Regions from separate parts of the Homo sapiens genome. Here region 1 is linked to region 2. A link is a contact called in ENCODE Hi-C data. All regions are on one chromosome and are shown on one strand. The core of a region is the stretch at or near the end of the contact, and the rest is flanking DNA. Distances in the headings are between cores, read along the strand shown.

The links. A loop is a pair of places that touch in the nucleus more often than their neighbours do. Pooled maps may share reads with other maps.
Region 1: a pooled map shows a loop between it and region 2 (3-fold over the local background). The contact joins the promoter of CEL here to the promoter of GFI1B in region 2. A Hi-C loop is called at or near these places in 1 of 168 maps with a recorded cell type or tissue (spleen) and 3 of 50 pooled maps.

What each region holds. Positions count from the first base shown.
Region 1 is chr9:133,058,154-133,063,915 of GRCh38, reverse strand. It overlaps CEL (carboxyl ester lipase), which reads right to left and starts at 1,935. Exons shown (of 11, transcript NM_001807.6): 1 at 1,848-1,935. The coding sequence starts at 1,913. It overlaps LOC124902325, which reads left to right and starts at 2,584. Exons shown (of 2, transcript XM_047424377.1): 1 at 2,584-3,167; 2 at 5,742-5,762. The coding sequence starts at 2,584. GTF3C5 (general transcription factor IIIC subunit 5) reads right to left here. Exons shown (of 11, transcript NM_012087.4): 11 at 5,413-5,762. RefSeq lists enhancers at 2,220-2,972, 2,973-3,724.
Region 2 is chr9:132,977,375-132,983,144 of GRCh38, reverse strand. It overlaps GFI1B (growth factor independent 1B transcriptional repressor), which reads right to left and starts at 4,451. Exons shown (of 7, transcript NM_001377304.1): 1 at 4,304-4,451.

The DNA.
Region 1 (5,762 bases), core at 686-3,185, 83 kb before region 2:
TTTTCCCTCCTCCCATCTCCCTGCACAGGGCCTAGCTGGCTGGGCACAAAGTCGATGGCCCCATGCCCAAGTCCCCACAGTTCCTGAGCCCCCTGCTGGTAAAGAACCCCCTAGGGACCACACCTCCCACCCCCGCCACGCTTCCCTGTGCCATGAAAATGGCCTCTGTGCACCAAGCTGTCCACCCCCACGAGGGGCCTGGAGGTTGGTGCTCATCCACCCTCTGTCCCTGACGGAACTGAGGCTGGGCAGCTTTTGGGCTTGAAGTCACCCTGTTGAGAAGCAGCTGTCTGCCCCAGTGCCACCTCCTGTCCATCTTGGGCAGCAGCTCCCTCTTCCCGTGGTGCATGGTGGGACCAGGTCATTGCTTGCTGGCTGTCACCTGTGCCAGGTTCCAGGTGGGGAAGGGCAGGGTGGCCCTACACCCCCAGGCCCAGCCAGGGTCCCAGCAGCCCTCTGAAGTCTAGGGTGATGGGCCCCCTGTCACACTGGTGTGGGAGAGTGCGGCGGTTGGAACTGGAGGAAAGGAACCAGAAGCAACACATGCAGGCATCGTGGGCATCCCCTGCGAGGCATCTGTGTCTCCTTGTGCCAGTGGCGTGATCCCTGTGCAATTGAGACTGGCCAGAGGGCCTCAGGGTGGGGAAATGGGGAGGGGTCGTGATGACCTGCCGAAGGCCTCTCAGCACCCCAAGAAGAGCTCGCCCAAGAAGAAGGTGACCTCTCCTTTGAGTCAGGAGCCCAGGACCACTGCCCAAACCTCCCGGTCCCAGGGCCAGGGAGTGTGGAGAGCAGGCAGCAGAGGTGGAGACAGGAGTCCCCAGGGCCTGAGACACCGCAGGCGGCAGAACAGCGTGGTTGGGATCTGGGGTCCCCTGTGTGACTCCTGCTGGGGGCAGGGACTGGGCCGGGCACCGACACCGGCTTCCTGTGGGGCTTGGGGTTTCTGTGGCTTCTCCTTCACAGGCAGAGAGGGTAGAATTTATGGATGCCTCGAGAGAGCTCCTGCCTGCCGGCTCTCTTTCTGGAGGGACCCGGACCCGGGTGTGGAGTAGCTCGGCTTTCAGCTTCCTGCACAGGAATAGGAGGCAGCAGCTGTGCCATGCTGGGCAAACTGCCTGCCTGCTTCTCTCCACCCGTCTGCCTGCTCTCCACACTCCCTGCCCCTGGGCCCGTTTCCCCTTCTGTAAAATGGGAACAACAGAGAGGTGGAATCACCAGGATTAGCAAATGTAAATTCAAGAGGCCCAGTTACATTTGAATTTCAGGTAAACAGTGAATTGTTTTTTAGTATGTTTCATTTTTTTCTTTTTCTATTTTTTGAGACAGAGTCTCGCCCTGTCACCCAGGCTGGAGTGCAGTAGCGTGATCTCAGCTCACCGCAATCTCCACCTCCCAGCTTCAAGCGGTTCTCCTGCCTCAGCCTCCCGAGTAGCTGGGATTACAGGCACCCACCACCACGCCCGATTAATATTTGTATTTTTAGTAGAGACGGGGTTTCACCATGTTGGCCAGGCTGGTCTCCAACTCCTGACCTCAAGTGATCCACCCACCTCGGCCTCCCAAACTGGTGGGATTGCAGGTGTGAGCCACTGCGCCCGGCCCATAGAAATTTGTTTCAAATATTGCATGGGACATACTTACACAGCAGTTCTTGGCAGTTTATCTGAAATTCAAATGGAATTGGGCATCCTGTGTTCTACCTGGCACCTGTCCCCATAGAAATGAGCGTGAGTGCCCGGGATCTGCTGCGGGGCTGTGCTGGGCTCTTTCTCAGCCTGGCCCGAAGTTTCCAGATCTGATTGAGCGAGAGAGCAGCAGGACCTGCCCCTCTGCTGGGCTCTTACCTTCGCGGCACTCGCCACTGCCCAGCAGCAGGTGAGGCCCAACACAACCAGTTGCAGGCGCCCCATGGTGAGCATCAGCCTCTGGGTGGCCCTCCCCCTGGGCCTCGGGTATTTATGGAGCTGGATCCAAGGTCACATGCTTGTTCATGAGCTCTCAGGCACTCCCTCCCCTCTACCCCCTCAGGTGCAGGGAGATCCAGTTTTCCCCAAACCCACAGTGCACCTGTGCAGGTTACCACTTACCTGGGAGCAGAGGCAGGTGGCAAGGTGGCGGGTGGTAAGGGGGATGGTGGGGCCGGGCAGGGTGCACAGTGCCCTGCCTTCTGGTTTGTTCACAGGGCTTGGTGTCACTGTCAGAGAAAAGGGCATACTTTGTCTCCATGTCTCCATGCCCTGCTTGTCCCCTAGGTCCCCAAAGGGGCTTCAGAGGGGACCGAGCACGTGACTTCTGGGACAGAAAGGGCAGCATGCTGCAGGCCCTCCACTCATGTGGCTGACCTTATCTGTACGAGCTTTTCCTGGGGCCCGTGGAGCGGGTAGTCCAAGCTGGGTGCGAATCCCAGAGCAGCACAAGGCAGTCCCACTCAAGGGTGTGGAAGTGTCACCATCCAGCCTGATGTGTCCTGGGAGGGAGGACTAGAGGCTCAGGGGGTGTGGGTGGGGGGGTGCGGAGGCATCTAGCCCAACCATGTAGGTTTCCCTGTGGAAACAAAGGGCCCAGCCGAGGCCCTGGGGCATGCCCAGGCAGAGTGACAGAAGGGGAGGGAAAGAGGCCAGTGGGAGGGAAGGGAGAAGGTCGTGTGAGGTTGTGGAGGAGGAGGCGACTCGTATTTTCTGTGAACAGGTATTAATCCTGGAGCCAGGAAAGGCTCTGAGAAGTGAAAGAACACCACGAACAAAGTCTTCAGATGGGGCCTTTAAGCTCAGCCAGTGTGAGGTCACCCTCACCGAGACACTCAGTGGCAGCTCCAGCCACCGCACAGCCCTCTGCAGTGATGGGAACAGGGTGAGGGCAGCCAGAGCCTTCCCACCCAACAGTCCCCCAGGAGACACTGGGGCCTGTGCTTCCCACACCAACCACACTCCCGTTCTGCCACCCCTGCGGCCGGTGCCAGGGACCGAGTGGACCTGCAGAGCCACGTCTGTCCCTCTGTCTGTCGACCACAGCCGGTGCCAGCAATTCAGGAGGCCTAGTGGGCGAGGGAGGCTGGGGAAAGGACTGGAGGGTGGGAGGAGGAGCTCGGCCACAGGAAATAAGGGGCCTGCAGGTGGCTGGGGCGCCCCAGGGCAAAGGCATTTGCCTCAGACCTTTGCTGCAGTGTCATTTACAGTGGCTAAGGAGGAAAGGGGAGGGCAGAGGGGAGGCAGCAGGGAGAGGAAGGAGGTGGGGGAGGGCTGGGGCAGGGCAGAGGGAAAGGAAGGCCCCAGTTTATATCTATGTACATTTTTAGAGCAGCTTTAGGTTCACAGCAAAATTAGAGGAAGATTACAGAGATTTCCCGTATGTCCTCGCCCCACTCCAGTCTCCCCCGTTATCAACATCCCCCACCAGGGGGTACAGCTGTTAACACCTGATGAATCCACATTGACATGTCATTATCACCCGGAGTCCACAGAGGTTTTTTGTTTGTTTGTTTTTTTGAGACAGGGTCTCTGTCACCCAGGCTAGAGTGCAGTGGCACAATCATAGCTCACTGCAGTCTTGAACTCCTGGGTTCGAGGGATCCTCCTGCTTTAGCCTCTGAAGTAGCTGGGATTACAGGCGTGCGCCATCACACCCAGCCGATTTTTGTATTTTTAGTAGAGACTGGGTTTCACCATGTTGGCCAGGCTGGTCTCAAACTCCTGAGCTCAAGTGATCTGCCCGCCTCAGCCTCCCAAAGTGCTGGGATTACAGGCATGAGCCACCGTGCCCAGCCTCATACTTTATTTTTTTAAAATTGGCAAAAAAAAAAAAAAAAAACTTATTTCCTGGCTCTGTCTCTTCCAAAGCCCTAGCAGTAACGAAATCCCAGGAGCAAGCCCCACCCCTGGTGACCAGACTGGGGTCTCTAAACACCATATTCACACCGACTGAGTGCACCCTGGGGAGATGGTTGGGCCGGGTCCGCAACAGGAAATGCCAGGGAGGGGCTGGAGCCTGCAGCATCGTGGTAGCTGTAAGTAAGGAAGGTGCCCAAGACCCAAGGCTTGTGTCAAAGGACTACAGAGGTCAACCTGAGGCCGCCTCTGGGCAAAGATAGACAAGTTGGGCATGAAAAAGCAAGCCTGCAATTGACAGACGTGAGAGTTCACCAGGCAGCCCAGGAAACACGCTCTCCACCCCCTCCTGCCCTGTCACTGGCCCTTGCCAGGGCACTAACTCATTGTTCTGAAAACTGTTAGAGGTGATAACAGGCATTTTCCCTTCTTTTCTGTGAAAATAGTATTTCAGGGTAATCAAACAGACGATGAGGAAGATTCCTTTATAGGATTCCAGCTACTAAATGCAGAGGGAACGATATAATTCAAAAAAATCACCATTTTGCACCCTTAAGGAAGTAGTAGGTCCAGGCAATTATCAACGGCTATTCAAAAGCCATTAAATAGGCTGGACGCAGTGGCTCACACCTGTAATCCCAGTACTTTGGAAGGCTGAGGCGGGAGGATCCCTTGAGCCCAGCCTGGACAACATTAGTGAGACCTCATCTCTACAAAAATTCAAAAATTATCTGGGCATGGCGGTACACAACCTGTAGTTCCAGCTACTCAGGAGGCTGAGGTGGAAGGATCACCCGAGCCCAGGAGGTTGAGGCTGCAGTGAGCCCTGATTGCATCACTGCACTCCAACCTGGGTGACAAAGCAAGACCATCTCAAAAAAAAAAAAAAGACCCACAAATGAAACAAAAAACCACAGAAACCCAAAAACCGTTAGATAAAAGACCAACACATCAGGCTGACAACACCTAAACCTGCTGGTCAATCCTAGTAAGCAGACCTCCCGTGCATGCAGACTGACGCAGCCTAGGAAGAGACCTTGAACCCGAATCTGGCTGAGCCTCCACCTGTCCCCAGGAAATACAGGGGAGAGAGGAGCAGGTTCAGCACCACACAGAAGCAACCAGCCAATCCAGAACAGGGCCATTCTCTGACAACTGACTGTTTCTTCAACAAATACTCGGCACGCACACAGGTTGGGAGGGAGTGCTGCTGCCGACTTGGGGAGACACAAGAGGTGCCTCAGCCAAGGGCAACATGGGGAGCGGGGCCAGGCAGGCAGGCTCGGTGGGCTCAGGACCCACTAGTTTCACACTGGGCAGCCACAGGACAGCAGGGCCCGTTTCCCATGACTTTGTCAAGAAGGTATTCATTTAGAGAAGAACTGACCCCAGGCCTGGAGTCCTCCTAGCTGCCCTCACCCAACCCGACCACATGTGAGGGGGGCACAGGCCAGCACTGCCAGCATGTCACTGAATGAATGAAGGAATGAATGAAGGAATATATGAAGGGACAAAGGGGGCCCAAGCCCCAAGGCAATAAGAAGACTCCCCTGCAGCGCCAACATTCACACCAAGAAACCAAGACTTCTCGGGAAACTGGTTTAATAAGGACAATTCCAGAGGGGCCTGGCTGTGGCCAAAGCTGTGCCAAACGGTTGGGATCCAGAGCTAAAGGCACTTCTTGCCACGTGAGACCATGGGCGAGGCTCCCCACGCTATCTCCACCACCACAGTCATGAGAGCCAAGCGAGACTGGCCTGTGGCCTGGGGCTCCACAGCTGCCCAGCTCCACCTCCGGCATTTACTGGTCTCATCCTGAGAGGCATTGGGTGCCCACTCACTGGCTGGATGCTGGGCTGGTTCATGGGTGGCAGAGCCAGGGTATACCCTTTGGGGATGTCCCTAACCCCTCAGGACCAGAGGCAGCACCAAGCA
Region 2 (5,770 bases), core at 3,202-5,701:
TCCTAAAAGACCCACATGGCTCCTGAAGAGTCTTGGTGGGGCCAGGCCAGGGACAGACTTCCCTTCAGGAAGCATTGGTATTCTCCTGGGCTCAGGGCCTAAGGAGAACCCAGGTCAACTGACTCTAACCCTGGGCCCCACAACAAGGACACTTTCTAGCGCTCATGAGCCCTGGCCAAGCACTTTTCACTTAGGCACAGGGCAAGATGGGGCTGGCTTCTGGGGTTCTCCAGCCTCAGGAAGGTGATTCTCATGCTTCTTCTAGTGATCTCCCCTGAGCCCCACACCCGCTTTCTTGCCTCCCCCCAGTGTTCTCTCCCCTGAGCTTGGCAAGTGACAGTGACACAGCCAACGCCACGGCCAAGCCCTCTGGCTCACAGAGGGGCCAAATGCACCCGGTGAACTTCCTTTTGGCCCCTGTTAGCAGAGTTGTTTTTTTTTTAAAGAAAAAACAGGAACCAATCACCTATACTGTAGTTAATTAACAACCACTTGGTTTTGATTGACATGAACTCCGTTCTGAGAAGGAGCTAAGAGCAGAGATTATGAAAGAAGCTCAGGAATTCTTCATAAAACAGAGGACTTGATGGTATCGGACCTCCGGAAAGAGGCTCACTGTTATCACTCCATAACCCCCGATCCTGATAGAGTCCCCCTGACCCTGAGTCAGAATCTCAGTCAGTGCTTCTTGAAGACAGGCGACCCTGCACCCTGGCAGGAGCCAGCACCCTAACTTCCAGTTGGACTTGGGTCAACAGGCCTGTGATGTCCCTGTAATGAGGCCCCTTTGTTGCCCAAGGAGTTGAGTCTGATTTGGGGTCCTGGAGCTTGTGACCGCATCAGCCACCAACCTGGGGCTTGGTTTTCCTATCTCTTAAAAGGGACGGTTGGGCTAAGAGATTTCTAAACTTCCCTTTTGCTCTAAAATCCCATGTAGAATTCGTTGACCTTCAGTGAGAGATTGAACCACCTTGACTAAAAGACTTGTCACTCGGGTTCCCCTTTTGGGAGGGTTGGGTAAGACTCAGCTGGTTCTCAGGGTCAGCTACAGAGAACCTTTTTGACTTCCTTTATGTTTAAAGACTCAAGGGAGGCCGGGCGTGGTGGCTCACGCCTGTAATCCCAGCACTTTGGGAGGCCAAGGCAGGCGGATCACCTGAAGTCAGGAGTTCAAGACCAGCCTGGCCAACATGGGGAAACCCCGTCTCTACTAAAAATACAAAACTTAGCTGGGTGTGGTGGCAGGCACCTGTAATCCCAGCTACTCGGGAGGCTGAGGCTGGAGAATCACTTGAACCCAGAAGGCGGAGGTTGCGGTGAGCCCAGATGGCGCCACTGCACTCCAGCCTGGGTGACACAGCGAGACTCTGTCAAAAAAAAAAAAGATTCAAGGGGAAAACAAGACTTGTCCGTGGAGGAGTCGGGGGAAAATGAGCCCAGGTCAGGCCCAGGGGCCCCAGCAGAAAGTAATCATCATCATCATCACCATCATTATTATTATTATTTTGAGACAGAGTCTCACTCTGTCACCTGGGCTGGAGTGCAGTGGTTTGATCTTGGCCCACTGTAACCTCCACCTCCCAGGCCCAAGCGATCCTCCCATCTTAGCTTCTCGAGTAGCTGGGACTACAGGCATGCACCACCACAGTTGGCTAATTTTTGTATTTTTTGTAGAGACGGGGTTTTGCCATGTTGCCCAGGCCGGTCTAAATCATCATTTTTATTTGAAATTTAGAAGGAGTTCTCAAATGTCTCCTCCAAAGCTCAGAGAATGCAATGTCAAAAGTGAGTGAATCTACTTCTGGGTATAGACCCAAAATCATTGGAAGGGGAGACTCAAAGAGATATCTGCATACTCATGTTTATAGCAGCACTATTCACAATAGGCAAAAAGTGGAAGCAACCCAGGTTTCATGGCAGATGAATGTCCAAACAACATGTGGTCTATGGCCAGACTTAGTGGCTCACACCTGTAATCCCAGCACTGTGGGAGGCCGAGGTGGGCAGATCACCTGAGGTCAGGAGTTCCAAGACAAGCCTGGCCAAAATGGCGAAACCCCACCTCTACTAGAAATACAAAAATCAGCCAGGCATGGTGGTGGGTGCCTGTAATCCCAGCTACCCAGGAGGCTGAGGCAGGAGAATCGCTTGAACCCGGGAGGCAGAGGTTGCAGTGAGCCAAGATCGCACCATGGCACTCCAGCTTTGTGACAGAGACTCTGTCTCAAACAAACAAACAAACAAACAAAATGTGGTCTAGACATATGATTGAACATTATTCGGCCTTAAAAAGGAAGGAAATGCTGGCGCATGCTACAACATGGATGAACCTGAAGGATTTATGCTAAGTGAAATAAGCCAATCACAAAAGGACAAATACTGTGTGATTCCTTATATGAGTCCCTAAAATAGGCAATTTCATAGAGACAGAAATAGATAGAGGTTGCCAGAGGTGAGGGGAAGGGAATGGAAGTTACTGTGTAATAGGTATGAAGTTTCAGCTTTATGAGATGAAACAGTTCTGTGGATGGATGGTGGTGATGGTTGCACAGCCATGTGGGTGTACTTAATACCATTGAATGGTACGCTTGAAAATGGCTAAAACGGGAAATTTTATGTTATATGTATTTTATCAAAATAAAAAGACAAGTGAGTGAATGAAACTCTTTCTGCATATCTCTATATTATAGACTAAAGCAGCTCCCATTGGCTTGAATTCCTGGCAAGGAACACACGAAAAGCCTCCCTCTAGACTAAGAGGGGGTGGTGTTTGCTGATGTTTCAACCAAGGGTCTGGATATTGTGGCACAGACAGTGAAGAATCCCATTTGATCAGGCTGTTTTCCCTGGGTGATCTGGAGCCATCTGGTCCCAGAGCCTTTGAAAATCCTTGTACTGTCCAATAAGATTCCCACCCACCCTACCCTGCCCCGCTGAAAGCTTCGGGGCAATGGTCTGCGCTGGTTTTGAGTGATTCCATTAATCAAACCGAAACCAGGTATAGCTCTCCAATGTTCCCCAAGAACTCTCTTCAGGAAGACCAAACTCTGACAGAAAGAGCAAGGGGAATTACGCATTTTCTTGTCCAAAGAATTCCTTCTGCAATACTTCCGAGGACAAGAAACTTGACACTTTGCTAGACTTGGAAGAAATATTCTGCCTGTTGCCTACTAAGAAACATGCAGGCGCGTCCAGGCGGTCAGGTGCAGCTCAGCTGGCTTCTAATATCTACCAGACTCATGCCCACAGATTGTAATCGAATTTACTCCCTAAGAACTCGTGAAAGCTCTGGACTTTCTCCCCGGAAAAATGTACACGGGCACATACCCACGGCGATTCTGCAGACCTCCTCTTCACAAGTCCTGTTTTAGAGTGAGCATGTCTCCTCAGATGCCTCAACACTTAAACTTGGTTTTTTTTCTCCAAAAATAGGTGGAAAGGGCTAACAACAGCCACAGGGAAAGGCGAGCTGAAACAGTACCTCTCCATGGTCGGTCCTATTGTTCCTGGAGCCTGGGCAGTGTGTGGGAGAGGGCAGCCCTGTCATCTCCCCTTAGTAGGCTCTGGAGGGGAGAGCGCCTGACTCTCAAAGTGTCCTGGGAATTTGGCTGGGCGCAGTGGCTAATGCCTGTAATCCCAACACTTTGGGAGGCTGAGGCAGGTGGATCGTTTGAGGTCAAGAGTTCGAGACCAGCCTGGCCAACATGGTGAAACCCGTCTCTACTAAAAATACAAAAATTAGCCAGGCGTGGTAACACGCGCCTGTAATCCCAGCTACTTGGGAGGCTGAGGCAGGAGAATCGCTTGAATTCGGGAGGCAGAGGTTTCAGTGCAATCGCACCACTGCGCTCCAGAGTCTCACTCTGTCTCAAAAAAAAAAAAAAAAAAAAAAAAAAAAGTGTCCCAGGAACTTTAGTCAAGTCCCTAAAGTCTGGGACTGTCTCCGAGGGGGAACACAACTCAGGCACTTGGAAGTGTGTCTCCCTGAGCACTGCCCAGGTCCCCAGGACAGCTGGGTTGTGGGTATGACTTTGTGCCCGAAGGTGACGTCTGTCAGCCTAAAATCAAATTTTGAAAAGTGTTTCTGCGCAGCCGGCAAAGGCGCAATTCCTAGCACAGTGGCTCAGACGAGGCTACGTCCTCACCCTGTTTCTCCCTTGGCTCCTTGCCTTCCAGAGCTTTTCCAGCCCACCTCACCTTTCCTAGGACCGCAGGAGGAGCCAGGGAGCCTGCTGTGAAGCCACCTGCGGCGCACAGGCACATTTCAAAACAAAAGCGTAGAAACGCATCCTCCAGCACTCACCTGTCCGGAGCTGTCCCTCGCCTGGGTTCTGCCGGAGCTTCCCGAGGTGGGAACTGCAAAGCCTCTCTCGGGACTGGCCTCCACTCTGTCAACTGTGTGACTCTTTGCACAAATAGATACTTCTCCTTTTTGCTCTGTCTCTCTGTGTGTTTTTCCTCTTCTGTTCCCCTCCCTGATTTTCAATCTGATTATTTGTGTCAAAATCTGGCGGTGAACAAGCAGCCAATGAAGAGAGCGCGGGAGCTCAGCCGTATTTGCTTATCAAAACTTTCCAGGACACAAGACTTCGAATTCTCATTTCTAACCCTCGACACTTGGAGCGGCACGCTTTCTCTCTGCAGAGAAATTCAGAATTTCGCTGGAAATTTTGAATAACATCTGCACAAAAAGAAAGTGATGGCTAAATTATTAAATTTTAAAAATTAAAGTTAGAAAAAGCTCTAACTTATAAAACTCGATTTTGCATAGGGAAGTCATTGCTCTTTGGTTTTTTTCTTCTTTCTTTTCTCTTGCCTTTTTTCTTCCTTCCCTCCTTCCCTCCTTTTTCCTTCCTTCTCTTCCTCCTTTCTTTCTTCCTCCCTCCCTGCCTCCTTCCTTCCCTTCCTTATTTTCCTTCTTCCTCCCTCCTTCTTTCCTTCCCTCCCTCCCTCCTTCTCCTCCTCTCCTCTCTCTCTCTTCCCTCCTTTCCTCCCTCCTTTTTTCCCTGCCTCCCTCCTCGCTGCCTCCTCCCCTCCCTCCCTCCCCAAGTTCAGCACCCTGAGGCTTGTGAGAGCCAGGCTGGTGCAATGCCCCTAGTACCCGAGCCGGCCACATGCATAGAGGCCCCTCTTGTCCTTGCAGAGGTCATATCTCAGAAGAGACATCAAATTTGCATTTCCCCCAGATATGACCTTTGAGCGGGTAGAGGCACCCTGGAGGTGTGGCAGTGAGTTCGGAGGCCAGGAGACGCTCGGCCTGCTGAAGCTGCCATACAGATTGAAGGCCAGGTGCCAGAGCCCGTGTGTGCTGCCCTCTGGTGGCAGACAAAGTGATGGGGAGGCCAGTGGGGGCCTCTGGGGTGTCCCATTGATGCTGGGGGGAGTGAGGGCGGTAAAGCTTGGCTGAGCTGGCTGGGGCATTTCTTCCCATTTGGCAGGGCGTCCCATCCCCTGGCTCCCCACCTTCTCCCTCCTCCTCTGGCCCCCGCCTCCTCCCGCTTGCAGGATGACTGATTTATTTCAGGAGGTTTTGCATAAGATGAGAACGCCACAAACAGAGCACTGTTAGGCTGCTTTGTCTGCTCTTCCAGCCCGGGTGCTGGAGATATTATGTTTCCCTCATAAAGAAAACAAGTCTGGTGACAGGAAGCCCCAATTTAAACTGCAAGTCCAAGGTTCAAAATGAAGAAAAAGGGGTGTTTCAGGCGAGGTCTTTCTGCTGGGCCAGCCCTGGAGCACCAGCCAGGAGGACACAACCCTGTGGTCACCA